Linked DNA regions of Homo sapiens: region 1 is linked to region 2. Evidence: chromatin loops called from intact Hi-C (ENCODE). Cell type or tissue: prostate gland. All regions are shown on one strand. Each heading gives the region's core, and the rest is flanking DNA. Links, peaks and the distances in the headings are about the cores only.

The links. A loop is a pair of places that touch in the nucleus more often than their neighbours do. Peaks named below come from ENCODE experiments on the same cell type or tissue, not always from the same donor. Only the 100,000 strongest peaks of a DNase experiment are listed, where the experiment ranks them.
Region 1: it touches region 2 in a loop (4-fold over the local background); 7 of 110 quality-filtered maps call a loop at or near these places.

Annotation. Positions count from the first base shown.
Region 1 is chr2:31,235,033-31,242,235 of GRCh38, forward strand. The region is part of intron 1 of EHD3 (EH domain containing 3); the gene reads left to right. Among named protein-coding and RNA genes, the nearest start is that of EHD3, 4.5 kb to the left of the region's middle. In prostate gland, for the core only: no CTCF peak of the experiment used is centred there; a DNase peak (open chromatin) is centred at 3,532; H3K27ac peaks cover 1,341 bases.
Region 2 is chr2:31,518,857-31,526,059 of GRCh38, forward strand. SRD5A2 (steroid 5 alpha-reductase 2) reads right to left here. Exons shown (of 5, transcript NM_000348.4): 5 at 3,624-7,203. Among named protein-coding and RNA genes, the nearest start is that of SRD5A2, 58 kb to the right of the region's middle. In prostate gland, for the core only: a CTCF peak has its summit at 5,198 (motif pointing left); no DNase peak of the experiment used is centred there.

The sequences.
Region 1 (7,203 bases), core at 2,089-4,588, 290 kb before region 2:
TCCTACCCAATACCTGTCCACTCTACTTGGCCCTTGGCTGTGGTGGTCAACCTGAAGTATTCAAGTGTAAAGCCATTCCCAGTCTCCCCATCTTATGGATGATGAAACCGAGGCCCAGGAGGCACAATGGAAGAGCTCCTGGTCTCTGGAGCGCCTTATGTTGGTGGGGATGTCTTACGTCTTCACTTTTTAGCAACACATCATTCACGGGCAAAACCTCTTCCCTTGTTTTTCAAGGGGCTTGGCACTCACATGGGGGCCTCACAGTTGCAGCTGAGTTCTGATGGGTGCGGGCCTGGGAACGGAGGTGGCCTGGGGATGCTACTTGTCCTCCTTTTATCATTTCCTTCTCTAAAGCAGAGCTCCTGTGTATATATCTTGGAGACTCAACAGAAGCTGAGTCCAGAAGCAGAATGCTTTTTTTTTCCCCTTTCTCTTATTTGATCTTAATGGCTTAATAATAATATTAAAGACGCTTAGAGATGGAAGGGATATTGGCATTGTCTCATCCAGTTGCTGAGTTTGCAGGTGAGATAACCGAGGCGCAGAGAAGTTAAATGAATTGTGCAGAGCCATCTAAAGAGTGGGCAGCAGACCTGGGATGTTAAGTCCTAGATGCATGTGAGGAGATGCTTGGCTAAACGCCTGTAACTCTGAGAATGAGTCATCCATTCCCTTCAATTACAGAATCCTTGGGCTGGAGGGAGGCTCAAGAAGTCAATTTGTTCACCCTGCATTCAGAGAAGTCCACCAGAGGCCCTTCTTATCTTTAGAGAACAGGCTTCACTCCAGTCCTCAATCTTCCCAACTTCAAGGCCAGCCATTTTCTTGGCCCCTTTTATAGCCATTCCAAATTGTTGAGAATGCTGTGGCCCTCTGTCTTAAGACTCAGGCTCCCACAGCTTGAGAATGGAGTTTGGTGGCCCCCCAAAGTCAAGTGTGCTCATCTCCTGCAGAGGGTTTGGAAAGCAGGGGTACCCTTATTCCTATTCCTTGGCTGTTTGAGCATCCACAGCATGTGAAATGCTGTGCTTTGTTTGGTGAGGAGTGCAGAAAAGTTAACAGTCTAGTTACTAATTTTCTAGGTACTAATTTTCTCTAACATCCACCTTGTAACGCCAGCCTTCTGGAAGTAGCACCATGCTAATAGGTCATGTCTAAACACAACACCACATTGAGTTTGTCCTTGTGGAGTGCACAGCCTAGGGCTCAGCAGCTTTAAGAGGCCAAGTGATTTCTGAAGGAGTTTGGGAGGTGATGGGCCTGTTGGCTCTTGTATGTTTTATATTGATAGAACTGCAAGAGGCCTTAGAGATTAAACTAATCCATTGCTTCTTAACTTTCTATCTTTAGAAAAATGTACGTACATCCCAAATTTGCATATAATGTTGGGGGTCCAAGGGCCTTCTTTGGACTTTAGGGTGGGAACCCCTGATCTAAGCCATGCTTCTTGTTTTATTAAGCACCCATTGCTGCCAAAGGCACTTCAGAGCTGCCTGGGTTGCCTGCAGAGTTTCCTTTGTGAGCCCTGGCCTCCACTTGGCCCATTCATGCCTCAGGGGAAGTTCAGGCCATTTGCAGATGGCCCTTGCCCTCTCAGCCTTCCCTGGCTCTCTACACATATGGTATTTATAACCTTTCATACATTATCTGTAGCTTCTCCTTCCTGGTGTACAATCATTGACAAGACAACATCCATGCCTTAGCATCTCTGGGGCCTTGCCCAGGGTCTCGGCTATAGGAGGTTCCCAGTAGACATTTTGCAGAATGGGAGGGAAGATGGGGAGAGGTGAGGATCCCCAAGCAGCAGACAGGTTTGAGCGCCTTTTGTCTGAGACACTCTCCCGGCTTTGCCTAAGTCATCACTGGCTGTTAACTGGGTCTAAGAAAGTGGCAGAGTCAAATTGCCACAGATGATTCCTCATCTGAGGGAGACAGTAAGACCGGGAGAGGCAGATCGCTCTTCTTTCTTATCCTCCATGTGCAGTAGTTCCCTCTCCCCACTCATGTCAGCAACTGAATTTAGCTCATGCGTCAAAAGCTGTCTCCCCTTGAGGGAGTGTCAGCCAGCGCTGTAGGAGGGGTCATACCACAGGGAACCCTCCAGAACCAAATCATGTACTTTTCTTCTTTCTCATAAAATCCAGTAAACAGTTGTTTTTAATTGGAAAATATAGAAAAGAATAAATTTAAAGAAGAAAAAAAGTCACCCATAATCCCATGACTTAGGAGAAGCTATTTTAATTTACATATAAAATATATTTATATATAAAGCATATAATTTATATATAAATATATTTCCAGTATTTGTAGCTATTTTATAGCACAGTTGAGATCATGCTATACATATAATTTTGTATGCTGGCTTGTTTATTTTTGTTTTTGTTTTTGAGATGGAGTCTCACTGTGTCACCCAGGCTGGAGTACAATGGCACAATCTCGGCTCAGTGCAACCTCCGCCTCCTGTGTTCAAGCAGTTCTCCTGCCTCAGCCTCCCAAGTAGCTGGGGTTACGGGCACCCGCCAACACGCCTGGCCAATTTTTGTATTTTAAGTAGAGATGGGGTTTTGCCATGTTAGGCAGACTGGTCTTGAACTCCTGACCTCAGGGGATCCACCCACCTCAGCCTCCCAAAGTGCTGGGGATTACAGACGTGAACCACTGCGTCTGGCCAGTTTTTCTTACTTATAGCATGAACATTTCCTATGTTATAAGCGTTATTTGTCAGCATTATTTTTAACAACTGCATACTATTTCACTATTTGTATATACAATTATTCATTCAACTAATGAATAGCATTGTTTTTAACAGCTGCATACTATTCCATTGTGTGTATATACGATTCTTCACTTAATCTACTTCTCTTGGATGTTTTAGGCTATTTCTAATTTTTTGTTATTGTAGAATAATTCTGAATATCTCTGTGTATAATATTTTTTCCTATATTGTGTGTGTGTGTTTTTTTTGTTTGTTTTTGTTTTTGTTTTTTTGAGATTCCCAGAAGTGGAATTGCTAGGCCAAAGGTTGGGCAGGGTTTTGTTTAAAATATTTTTTAACTTTAAAATTTTTGTACTAAGAGTCATATTTTGCAGTTGTTTTCCGAGAGGGTGAGTTGACACTGCATCCCTTCCCCATTGCGAGTAAGGCTGCTCTGGGGTGGATAAGTGCGTCCATGCCTAGGTCTCAGAAGGCCTCCTCCTCTCCCTTCTCCCATCCCTGCTTCTTGCCTTGATTCTTGTCTCCATGCCAGGCCTGAACCTGTGAGGGGCCTTTTCCTCAGAAACAAAGATTTGCCTCTTTATTCCCCCAGTTCTTGGCGTTTTGCCCCTGAGGGTCCATCCACTTTCAGTAATATGTGCTTGCCACAGCGTCTATTTCTTGTCTGAGGAAGAACACACAGAAAAGGACATTCTTTTAATAACTAGTTAATGTGCTGTGATCTCTGCCTGAAATAACTTCCCCGGCCTAAGGCCCGGCAACACAGAGTAATAAAATGAACAGTAAATTGGCTTGGCGGCTGCCCTCTCCAACACAGGCTGCCTCTTTGGAGTACAGTAGCTCTGTGTCCCTCTGGCCCTGGCAGCCTTTCCTCCTGCCTCTGCTATTCTTCTCCCTTTGCTATTTCTCTGCCCGGCATGCAGCCTTGAATCCCTCCTTCCTTGGACCATCTGGCCCCTGGTCACTCCTTCTCGCTGCCTACTTCTGTGGCCCCTTATTCTGCAGGTAGTGGAGGTGAGTAGCTGGCTGCTCCAGGGGCTGAGGAAGGCCTGAGTACTTCCATGGGCCATGAGGGAGGCCTCCCTGGACCTTGGCAGAGCTGAGAGAGAGGCTCTAGTGGATTGGCTGTGGGGCCTGGGGCTGCAGAGCTAAGCTGCCCCGGGCTCCTTGGGGAGGCTGGGCTGGTCTGGAGGGTTGCACGGACCTTCTATCGTGTGACTTGGACTCTTGAGGCATGAGCACTTGGTAGGGCTGCTGGGATGGGAGTCCATCGTGAGGGCTACTGAGCTGGCCCTTTCAGCTTCTCCCACTTCAGGAGACTCTGCAACCTCCCACCCCAAAGGTGCCTTCGCATTTGCTGTGGCCGCACCAGCTCTCATCACCACCCTGACATCCCCACCCCAGGCATTACAGCGCCACTGCGCCGGGAAAGATGGTTCTCCAGAAAGCCAAAGGGATAGAGTGAGAGGGCCACCACCCCAGTAGACCCACTCACTGCAAAGTCCATCCTGGCAGGCATAGCCCCTGCACCACCTTCAGCCCTGTCCACCCACCAAGGCCAGGGGATGTCCTTTGTCTGATAGGGTTCTGATCTGCTGGGTCTCTAAAGGGGCCTGGGTGAAAATCCACCTGCTTCTTACAAGGCCTAAGTGTTACACAAGGAAGCAGAAGGCCTTAGGCCAGAGGAACTGTGTCCGCGTGCCTCGGCCTGGCTTAGGGGCTGCCTTGAAAGTCAGGTGCCTGGCAGTCATCAGGCAAAACATTTACTGGGAGGAGAAAGACCTTTGGGGAAAGGTCTCCCTCCCATTCCCATTGACAGTGGGACGAAGGCCATGGAACACAGTCCAAGTCAGCAGAATCCAGCTCCACCACTTCCTGCCCAGGGACCTGGTTAGGAAGGTCTGACAGAGGTCAGGCCACCTCCCCTTTCTGACCCGCAGTTTCCTTATCCATAAGATGCGAATAGTAATAACCGCCTCACAGCATTACTGACCGGATTCGGGGTGGGGAGGGGGAGGCAGAACCAGTTTAGCACCAGCTGTGCTCCAGGCACCGCGCATGGGGCTTTATCATTTCCTCTCCTCTCTCGAGCTGACTCTAACAGGAGACTTAGAGGCAGGCTCTCAGGAAGGTGCGGGAAGGCCCTTCTCCAGCACGAAGGGGAGGGCTGGAGAAGGGGCACGTCGCTGAGCTCTGGGGACGGTGCCGGGTAGTGCCCTGGGCGGGCTGGCCTGTCGCAAGGAGGCTGGACTGTCTGGCCACCAGATTCTCCTTCGTGCTGGAATCCCTTCATCACATGGCTGAGGGTGCTTTCGACAGGGCCAATTATAGCTGCTCCAGGGAACACGGAGCTGACTCATGCCTCAACTTGGCCGTGGAGAGTCTCCCATCCACTTTCTCGCTTGTGTCTGTGGGATGCGTTACAGACTCCCTCAAACCCCATGAGGCCGACAGGGCAAGTATTATCATCCTGGACTCAGTCTGTCCTGTCTCCCCTCATTCTTGTGCATCCCCGTCTCTGCTGTTCCCACCCTGGCCTGAATTAACTTTTCTTTTTTCACACTGCTGTGGGAATGTTTTCTCCTGGCAACAGAGGCAATCTGTATCGCTTCCCATAAAGAATCAGTGCATGAGATTCCTCAATAGATTTTTCCTTTCTGGACACAGTGGTGGCTTTGTTACAGGGGCACCTGCTGCTGTAAGCCATACCCAAATGTCCCTGAGAATTTACCCCACCCGACTGTGCTGCCTGGACTTGCTGGTGGCCTCATTAGACTCAGTGTTTCCCCAGACCCATGTGTGGTCAGCAAGTTTTGGGTCATGTGGGTTTAGCAGGACAAACTCTAGGCCCTTGCCTGACCACCTCGGGCTGCAGCCCTGTAACTTCCCCGGAAGCCACCCTGCTAGGCTGGGAAGCCTTCACTCATCTGCTGAGAACACCACGTCCCTCTCAGGGGTAGAATTTGAGACGCCTGTGTGAGAAGGATCCTTCATTGCTGCTGTTTGGCCCTGTTCATTCTGGGCATTTTTGAGGCTGCCTCAGAATGGTTCTTTTCAGCCCTCTCTATTTCAGCTGTCCCTGGAGCCTTTGATGATCCCTACTTCCCGCAATCCACTGTTGCTGCTCCCTTGCAGAGCCCTGCTTAGGGCTTCTCATCCACACACTCACTAGGTCAGGTGCCTGGGCAGGCAAAGATAGATGGGGTTTCCCAATCAGGGTGGAATCTTTCTCGTGAAGGGTAATCTTGGCCGACTGTTTGTAAATCCAAAAGTGTCCTTTTAGAGCCCATGGAGCCAGGGACCTGCTCTGATCATATGATAGCAGCAGCTTTGGGATGCCACACCCCAGTCACTGAGGCCAAGCAGGGAACCCCACAGCTGATATTTACAGAGATGAGTACACTCCTGCGTTTGTGGGCCTCAAAGCCTCACCTCTCCTCCAAGGCCTGGCCCTGCCTGCCTCCTGCCAAACCATATTTCTTTGTGGCCTTCTTGTCCCATTCATCGTTCTAAAAGGGAGCTCAACCCTTTTGGCCTGTCCCTAAAGATGGCTGCATTTCCTGGTCAAGGCAGGAAAGGTGAGTGTAGTGGTTAGGAGCGTGAACTCAAATCCAAGGGCCAGGTTCAAATCCTAACCCTGTTACTGTTTACTGAGTGCATCACCTGGGGCACCTTTATCTCCTCCTCCTTCAAATGGAATGATAATCTAGGTAATTTAAGGTACTGGTTAAATGCTTAACTTCTGCAATGAATTTAATCCCCAGAACTCCCTGTGAGATAGGTTTTCTTATTAGGTCCATTTGATGAGGAAGAGCATAGTGCTGATATCATAGTATGTGGGAAGGTGAAACGAGATAATCCATGGAAAATTTAGAACAACGTCCGGCACATCGCAGGTACTCAGTCAGTCTGAACGATTACCCGCCATGTTATGGAGTGAGGTACTGAGGTTCCCTGAGTTAAGTACCCCCTGAAGAGCATAGCCCTCAATGTTAGAGAAAGCAGGTTGGCTGGCCCCAGGCCACTGAGATTCACAGCTTCTCCCAGGAGGCCCTGAAGGAGAAGGTATTCTGAGAAGGCAGGAAGTGCTAGCCAAGGGTGCAGCTGTTAGGATTCACTCTCATCACAACCTCGGTGCCAGCTTTCAAAGTGATCCTCTGACCAGGGGAAATCCTGCCCTCTCACTCTGATTATTGAACTGGGATCTGGAGAGATGAGGGGCTTCCCAAGACAACCTGAAACCCATCTGTGCCCTGTGTGGCGGGTGGCCTTTGGACAGGAGGGCTCCAACTCTCAGCAGATCAGCAGCTTCCTCCAGGGCTGGCTGCCGAGGCTCCTCCTTGGGGACGGAGCCCACAGCAACCTGACTTTAACTACCATGGAACTGCAGAGTAAATTCACAGCTCAGAACGCTGCTCAAAGGCACAAATGGGATGTTGATGAGTGGGAGGAAGCCCTGGCAAGCCTCCCTGGCCACCACCCCT
Region 2 (7,203 bases), core at 3,849-6,348:
AGTAAATTAGTAGCAGTAGAGTGGAGCATTGCTGAAAAGATACCCAAAAATGTGGAATTGGAACTGGGTAACAGGCAGAGGTTGGAACAGTTTGGAGGGCTCAGAAGAAGACAGGAAAATGTGGGAAAGTTTGGAACCTCCTAAAAACTTGTTGAATGGCTTTGCCCAAAATGCTGATAGCAATGTGGACAATAAGGTCCAGGCTGGGGTGGTCTCAGATGGAGATGAGAAACTTATTGGGAACTAGACTAAAGGTGACTCTTGTTATGTTTTAGCAAAGAGACTGGAGGCATTTTGCCCCCGTCCTAGAGATTTGTGGAACTTGAGAAAGATGATTTAGGATATCTGGTGGAAGAAATTTCTAAGCAACAAGGCATTCAAGAGATGACTTGGGTACTATTAAAGGCATTCAGTTTTACAAAGGATGCAGAGCACAAAAGTTTAGAAAATTTGCAGCCTGACAATGTGATAGAAAAGAAAAACCCATTTTCTGGGGAGATATTCAAGCCAGCTGTAGAAATTTTCATAAATAGCAAGGAGCCTAATGTTAATCCCCAAGACCATGGGGAAAATGTCTCTAGGCCACGTCACAGACCTTCACAGCAGCTCCTCCCATCACAGGCCTGGAGGCCCAGGAGGAAAAAGTGGCTTCAAGGGCTGGGCCCAGGGTCCCTACACTGTGTGCAGCCTAGGGACTTGGTGTCCTGTGTTCCAGCTGCTCCAACCATGGCTGAAAGGGGCCAATGTACAGCTCAGAATGTGGCCTTAGAGGGTAAAAACTCCAAGCCTTGGCACCTTCCATGTGATGTTGAGCCTGCAGGTGCACAGAAGCCAAGAACTGAGGTTTGGGAACCTCTGCATAGATTTCAGAAGATGTATGGAAACACCTGGATGCCCAGGCAAGTTTGCTGCAGGGGCAGGGCTCTTATGGAGAACCTCTGATAGGGCAGTGTGGAAGGGAAATGTGGGGTCAAAGACCCACACAGAGTCCCTACTGGGGCACTGCCTAGTGGAGCTGTGAGAAGAGGGCCACTGTTCTCCAGATCCCAGAATTTTAGATCCACCAACAGCTTGCACCACGTGCCTGGAAAAGCCACAGATACTCAACACCAGCTCGTGAAGTCAGCCGGAAAGGAGGCTGTACCCTGCAAAGCCACAGGGGTGGAGCTGCCCAAGACCATGGGAACCCACCTCTTGCATCAGCGTTACCTGGATGCGAGACCTGGAGTCAACGGAGATCATTTTGGAGCTTTAAAATTTGACTGACCTGCTGGATTCTGGACTTGCATGGGCCCTGTAACCCCTTTGTTTTGGCCAATTTCTCCCATTCAGAATGGCTGTATTTACCGAATACCTGTACCCACATTGTATCTAGGAAGTAACTAGCTTTCTTTTGATTTTACAGGCTCCTAGGTAGAAGGGACTTGCTTTGTCTCAAATGAGTATTTGGACTGTGGACTTTGGGTTAATGCTGAAATGAATTAACACTTTGGGGGACTGTTGGGAAGGTATGATTGGTTTTGAAATGTGAGGACATGAGATTTGGAGGGGCCAGGGGTGGGATGATATGGTTTGGCTGTGTCCCCACCTAAATCTCAACTTGAATTGTATCTCCCAGAATTCCCACATGTTGTAGGAGGGACCCAGGGGCAGGTAATTGAATCATGGGGGCTGGTCTTTCCCATGCTATTCTCGTGATAGTGAATAAGTCTCACGAGATCTGATGGGTTTATCAGGGATTTCCGCTTTTGCTTTTTCCTCATTTTTCTCTTTCCACAGCCATGATTCTGAGGCCTCCCCAGCCATGTGGAACTGTAAGTCCAATTAAACCTCTTTTTGTTCCCAGTTTCAGGTATGTCTTTATCAGCAGCATGAAAACGAACTAATACAGTGGGCTTTTGTAACTATGCACCACCAAAGAAGGGCCCTCTCAGATCCCCTTCCCTGTCCCCAACCCACCTCATAAGCTCCAGGTGGAGGTCTGGGTAAAAGACCTGGCAACCAGACTAAGGTGACCAGGTCATCCTGGTCTGCCTAGGACTTTTCCAGTTTGAGCACAGAAAGTCCTGTGTCCCAGGAAACTCCTCATCCTGGGGCAGATCTGGATGCTTGTTCAGCCAAGTGTCTGAGTCTCCCAGGGATTCTAATCTCATGCTAGGTTCCACTCAGCTATTGATAATTCATTGAAATTTCTGTTGTTTTCTTCTTTCCCACTCTTATGGCCATTACCTCTTCCTCCCATACTCCGCTGAAAGTGAAACGGTTTGTGTGTTTCCTCTGAAATTCAGTTCTTCTGGTTGCTCTCCTATCTCAGTTCATTAAAAGGCTCAAAAAGTTATAATCTTATATACTATCTGGTTTTTTCTCATTTTTAGAGTAGGAATGGTTATCTGGTGGCTTTCTACACCCTAAGTGGAAAAAAAACCTCCTCATCCCCTTTGCTTCTAAAGAATTGAGCTGCGCATTAGAATGTTGTCCTTGTGGAAAGACATTATAAGAAGCTGCACAAAGTGACCCCTGCATTTATTGTAAAGATGCTCTCATGAACATAGTTCCCCACATCACACAGTGTAGAAATTTATCATGAGTCTCAGTACCGGTAATAGTTGTGTTTCCCTGGTCAAGTTGTTTTTCTTTTGTGAATGTTGTGGATTTAGCAACTGGTAATTTCCTTCTGTACTTTGGAGACTCAGGACCCAATTTATGTTTAGATTTAGCCACTGTACATGATCTTCCAAGGGCATTTTTGCATTTTAACTTTATCTCTGGCTTTATTTTACTTTTTACTCCTATTTCTACTTCCCCTCACTTACTTATCTGTTCAGAGCTTATCCTGTTATAAACCATCATAAAGAATTATTTTAATGAAATAGTATCTGAAAGGCAACTTGTAACAAATGAAAGCACTAATACATTGACAAAATTTAATTGATTTTACGGTATTGCTTTCTAGTCAACACTGTAAAAACGCTTCTCTATAAGGAAGGATCCTTTTTTGGGGAGTGCGTCTGGAGTAAAGGAAAACAAAGGCCTTGAAAAGGGGAACCCTGGCAGTTGCTTATTCTTCTGGATGCTCCCATCTTCCCATTGGCCTCAGCCGACTTGGATGCTGCCACACGCTCTAAGAGCAATTACTTCACCTCTTTCTCACAATGTCACTACTACGCAGAACTAAAACTATCTTTACGAGGTGAGCAGACAGAAATACAATTATTTATGGTGAAGCACAGCCAAATGGCTTGTGTTTTTTAAAAGTCAGCTTCTTCTTTTATGAAATGGAGCTCTAACAAGTGTTTATTCTCTCTGTCAGAGGGAGGTCTTTTCCTGGGAGGATAAAGAAGGGACCAGGCTTGTGCAGCCTGGACACAGGAAAGGGAGGAAGCCCACTCTGTCAGTGGGAGGCCCCTCTCTCTCAAGGGCCTTCCATTGCCAACCCTCCCTTAGACCCTCGCTCATTACTCCCCTCCTTCCTCCACTTTCTCTGTTGTCCTCCTCCTCCCAGCCAGCTTGCCATGTCGGAAGGGATATTCGCTATCCCTCCAATAAAGAATCTAGATTGTTACTGCATTGAGCAAAACCAAACCCTCAACCCAAAAAGACAGGACTAAAGAAACTAACACAGCTTGGTGCATACTTTAACCTTCTCCAGTTATTTATTTTATTCATCCAAATCTCAAGCTAAGGTTGATGGGGAGAAATGAGGCACAATGCAAATAACACAGAACTCTTTAAGATCACAACTCCATGGACTTGTACAAAGAATAAACAAATGTCTTACTTAGAAATTAAATCCACTCGATGGCTTATTAAATCACCCAAGAACTCACATTGCCACCCGGCTCTATGCCTCTTTCATCATAGGATAGTGTAGATGCTATAAAATAATCAGCATCCTTCTCCAGAAAAATTCACTTTACATTTGCCGTTACCCTCCTTGTTTTCCCTGCATGGACCTCAGCTCACAGCTTATTAGAGAACCAAAAGGCCAAGCGGGAAAAGAAATGAATCTTCATGAGCCTATTCCTTCATGTGCCAAGAGCTTGCTCCCCTGCTTCTTAGTGAGATTGCCATGAGGTAACCACAAAAATCCAAGAGAGCTATTATCAAACTTCAGGGTTGTAAAACCACGGATTTATTTATTTGTTCCTGAAAGGGTCTAAGCCGCCTAAATAGCTGTTTAATTGCGTATTTCTCATTAGAGCTCCTTTTTCCTTTTAGAATACAGTGGAGCCACTGTTGTTCTTTATGAAAGTAAGCATTAGGGATAAGGGGGTTTATGACCTGAAACCTTTTTTCCATGCTGAACACACATGTTGTCTTGACTACACCAATGAGGGAAAACTCTCTATTCTGTCAAATAGGTTTATGAAAGGGCATGAGCCTGGTGCTCCCACGGAGCGAGGGAAGCCTCACACACAAACAGGCATGGGACAATAGGTGTATAAACTGAACTATGCAACAGCACTTAAGCTCTGGCTATTTTTCTCCTGCATGAGCTCTGTAGAAATCCAGATGGCAGCCCTAAAGGCTGTGCCTTAAGCAGAAGAAGCATACATCTGACCCTCAAAGGGACAAAATGAGATGGCTGCTCTGACCAGCTCTGTACCAGCTGTGAGGAGGCCTTTTAACTCTGTGGGTCTCAGTGTCACTACCTATAATGTGAAGTGGTAGGAATAGCTGATGTCTGAGGTCTGCTTCAGCTCTTTAAGTCTAAATTCTGAAAAACAAACAAAACTCAACATTTTCTTCAAGGTTGGCAGGAAAACGCCTCTTCCGTGAAAGCTTCAGCAAGACCAAGATAGAGTATCTTGTGAGCTAGGACACTGTTAGATTATTTTAGCCAAAAAACAGTCCATGGAAACCTCAATTAACTATAATTTTGTTGCACCCTATTTTTAAAAGTGGGAAGAAATATGTTTAGAGATGAGCACATGTTCAGACCTTTACTGTATTTAATCCACATACATATCCTAGCCCTAAACAATGACAAACTGTCATTGAACACAACAGCCCTAGAACACTGAGAATACCTGAATTATCAAGGGAAGGTTTCAGCTTTCATAGAGTTCACGCTACTCTACCCTATATTCAGATTAAGAAGTTCCACGATCATGCTAACTTGAAAGGTCCACGATCAGGCAACAGGACTGGGGTTGGACCTAATTAAGTCAAGGTTGGACTAAATACTATTTTAGAAAGCGCCCTCTTGTGGCAAAAAGTGAAATTGCCAAATGGCGGTTTTGTCCTGAGACTGAGTACTGCCATTTATTGTATATTTATTTCATCTCAAGGACCGGCCTGGATGTTTTACATGGTAGTAAAATAAAGGACTTAAGCAAGGTAGTTTTCAATGTCATGGAGAGAACTGGAAGTCTTTTATGTCACAGAGCTCAAGCTACACCTGAAGATTTACTTCACCAAGTGTGTTCATTCCCCCTGTGTATTCCTCAGCACCAGGAGTGGCATCTAACCTCATGACGTTTTCCTGCACCTTTATTGTACTTCCTTGTAGTTCTGAATTGTGGCTGAGAGGCTGTATAAGTCATACTTCTTTATTTCCAGCACACAGCCCCTAATTTCATGAAGAGAGAAGAGAAGAAAGGAAACGACACTACAGACAGGGTGAATGGGAATGAGGGACAGGCGGGACAGGGAAGCACACCCCAATACCTTGTGAAAATCTCCAGAAGTCCCAGGATATTTTAATTCAAACAAAACTGCTTAACATCCATGATTTAAAGGTATTTAATGAACAACAAAAACACTTATTTATATGATTGCAATTTGCATTTTTCAGTAATCTACATCATCCTCAGACCTTTCAAGTTTCCTATGTGACTTATATAGTGAGTTTCTGTGCTTAGTACCACTGGTGCTCATTTGTCAAAACAGTTTGCTAAATATTGACAATGCATTCCGCAAACATAGGCCTGAGAAGACAAATATTTCCATGTATTCCAATTACAAGCGTTCGGCCCCTTCCTTAGAGAGTCCATATCTCAGCACTCATGCTGGGGTGACCCCTTCACAAGAGTTTGCAAACTCAAATGCTTACTAGCTACGTAGTTCCAGTTCTGGTGTGGAAATGTGGGCTCTGTATGTTCAGATCCTCCAACTTTTTAAATGAAACTAGAATGCTAGAGTTTTATGAAGGAATCTCCTGATTTTTAAGTTTTTGAAACTTTGTAAAAAAAAAAAAAACTATATGTCTGAGCCAAACAAAACAGGTTTTCTGCCCAGACGTGCCCCTCTGTCTGCAATTTTCAGTCTCTGCCTGCAGGTCCTTTGAGGGAGGCATTCAGGCTGCCCCTAGGAGACACCTTCTTGAACAGGTCCTGAGAACTACAAGGAAGAAGCTCCAGGAAAGGAAAGTTGCTTGGGGCTTCTGCTGTACTTCATATTGTTGTGGACATCTGGTGGAGGCAAGCAGCATGTAACCTCATCATTAATTCTCTTTGTTTTACACTACTCATTATTTGGATATTGCCACTAGTTTCCAAAAACATGAGAGTTTGCAATGTCTATTGTAAAACTGTTCTCTATCCTCTTAGTAGCCATCCAGGGTCATGTTGTTCTCTACTCTCTCATAAGCCACCCAGGTTCATGCCTTTTTGTTTGTGGTTATTAAAACCTGGCCTTCAAGAATAGCCATACCAGTTTTCCGGGGATTGTGAAATCTTCTGGAAAACAGAGGCACTCATCAACTAAGACACTGCACAAATTTGAAATGAGGTCAATGCATCAGTATCTTTTCAGCACTATGAGGAGAGGGCTCCTGTATTCAAGGTCTACCTAATAATTTCTCATCTTTCCTAATTAACCAAGAAAAAGGAAGCCATGACTGGGGTTTTCATTTGGGAGTGGGTTTGCTCTGGGTCTTTGTGGCTTCAGAGTTTAAATTTCTGCTACTCTGTTACATGTATAAAATGCATACCTTTAATAAGGTCTATAAGTACTGCCTTCAAGTCAAAAAATTCTTGATTACAGAGTTGTCCTGCATTGACAGGGAGTGGGTATGAAGCCACATGTACTTGGATTGCCCGGTGAAAGACATAGGAGAAGTTTGTACTTTCTCAGAGCAATAGCTAAGAAGCAACTGTCGCCATTTGGAAAAGTGGCTTTTTGAAGCTTCAGTTGGGGATCAGGATAGGGGTCCCTGGAAGGGTAGGAGTAAACTCTAAGCAGACACCACTCAGAATCCCC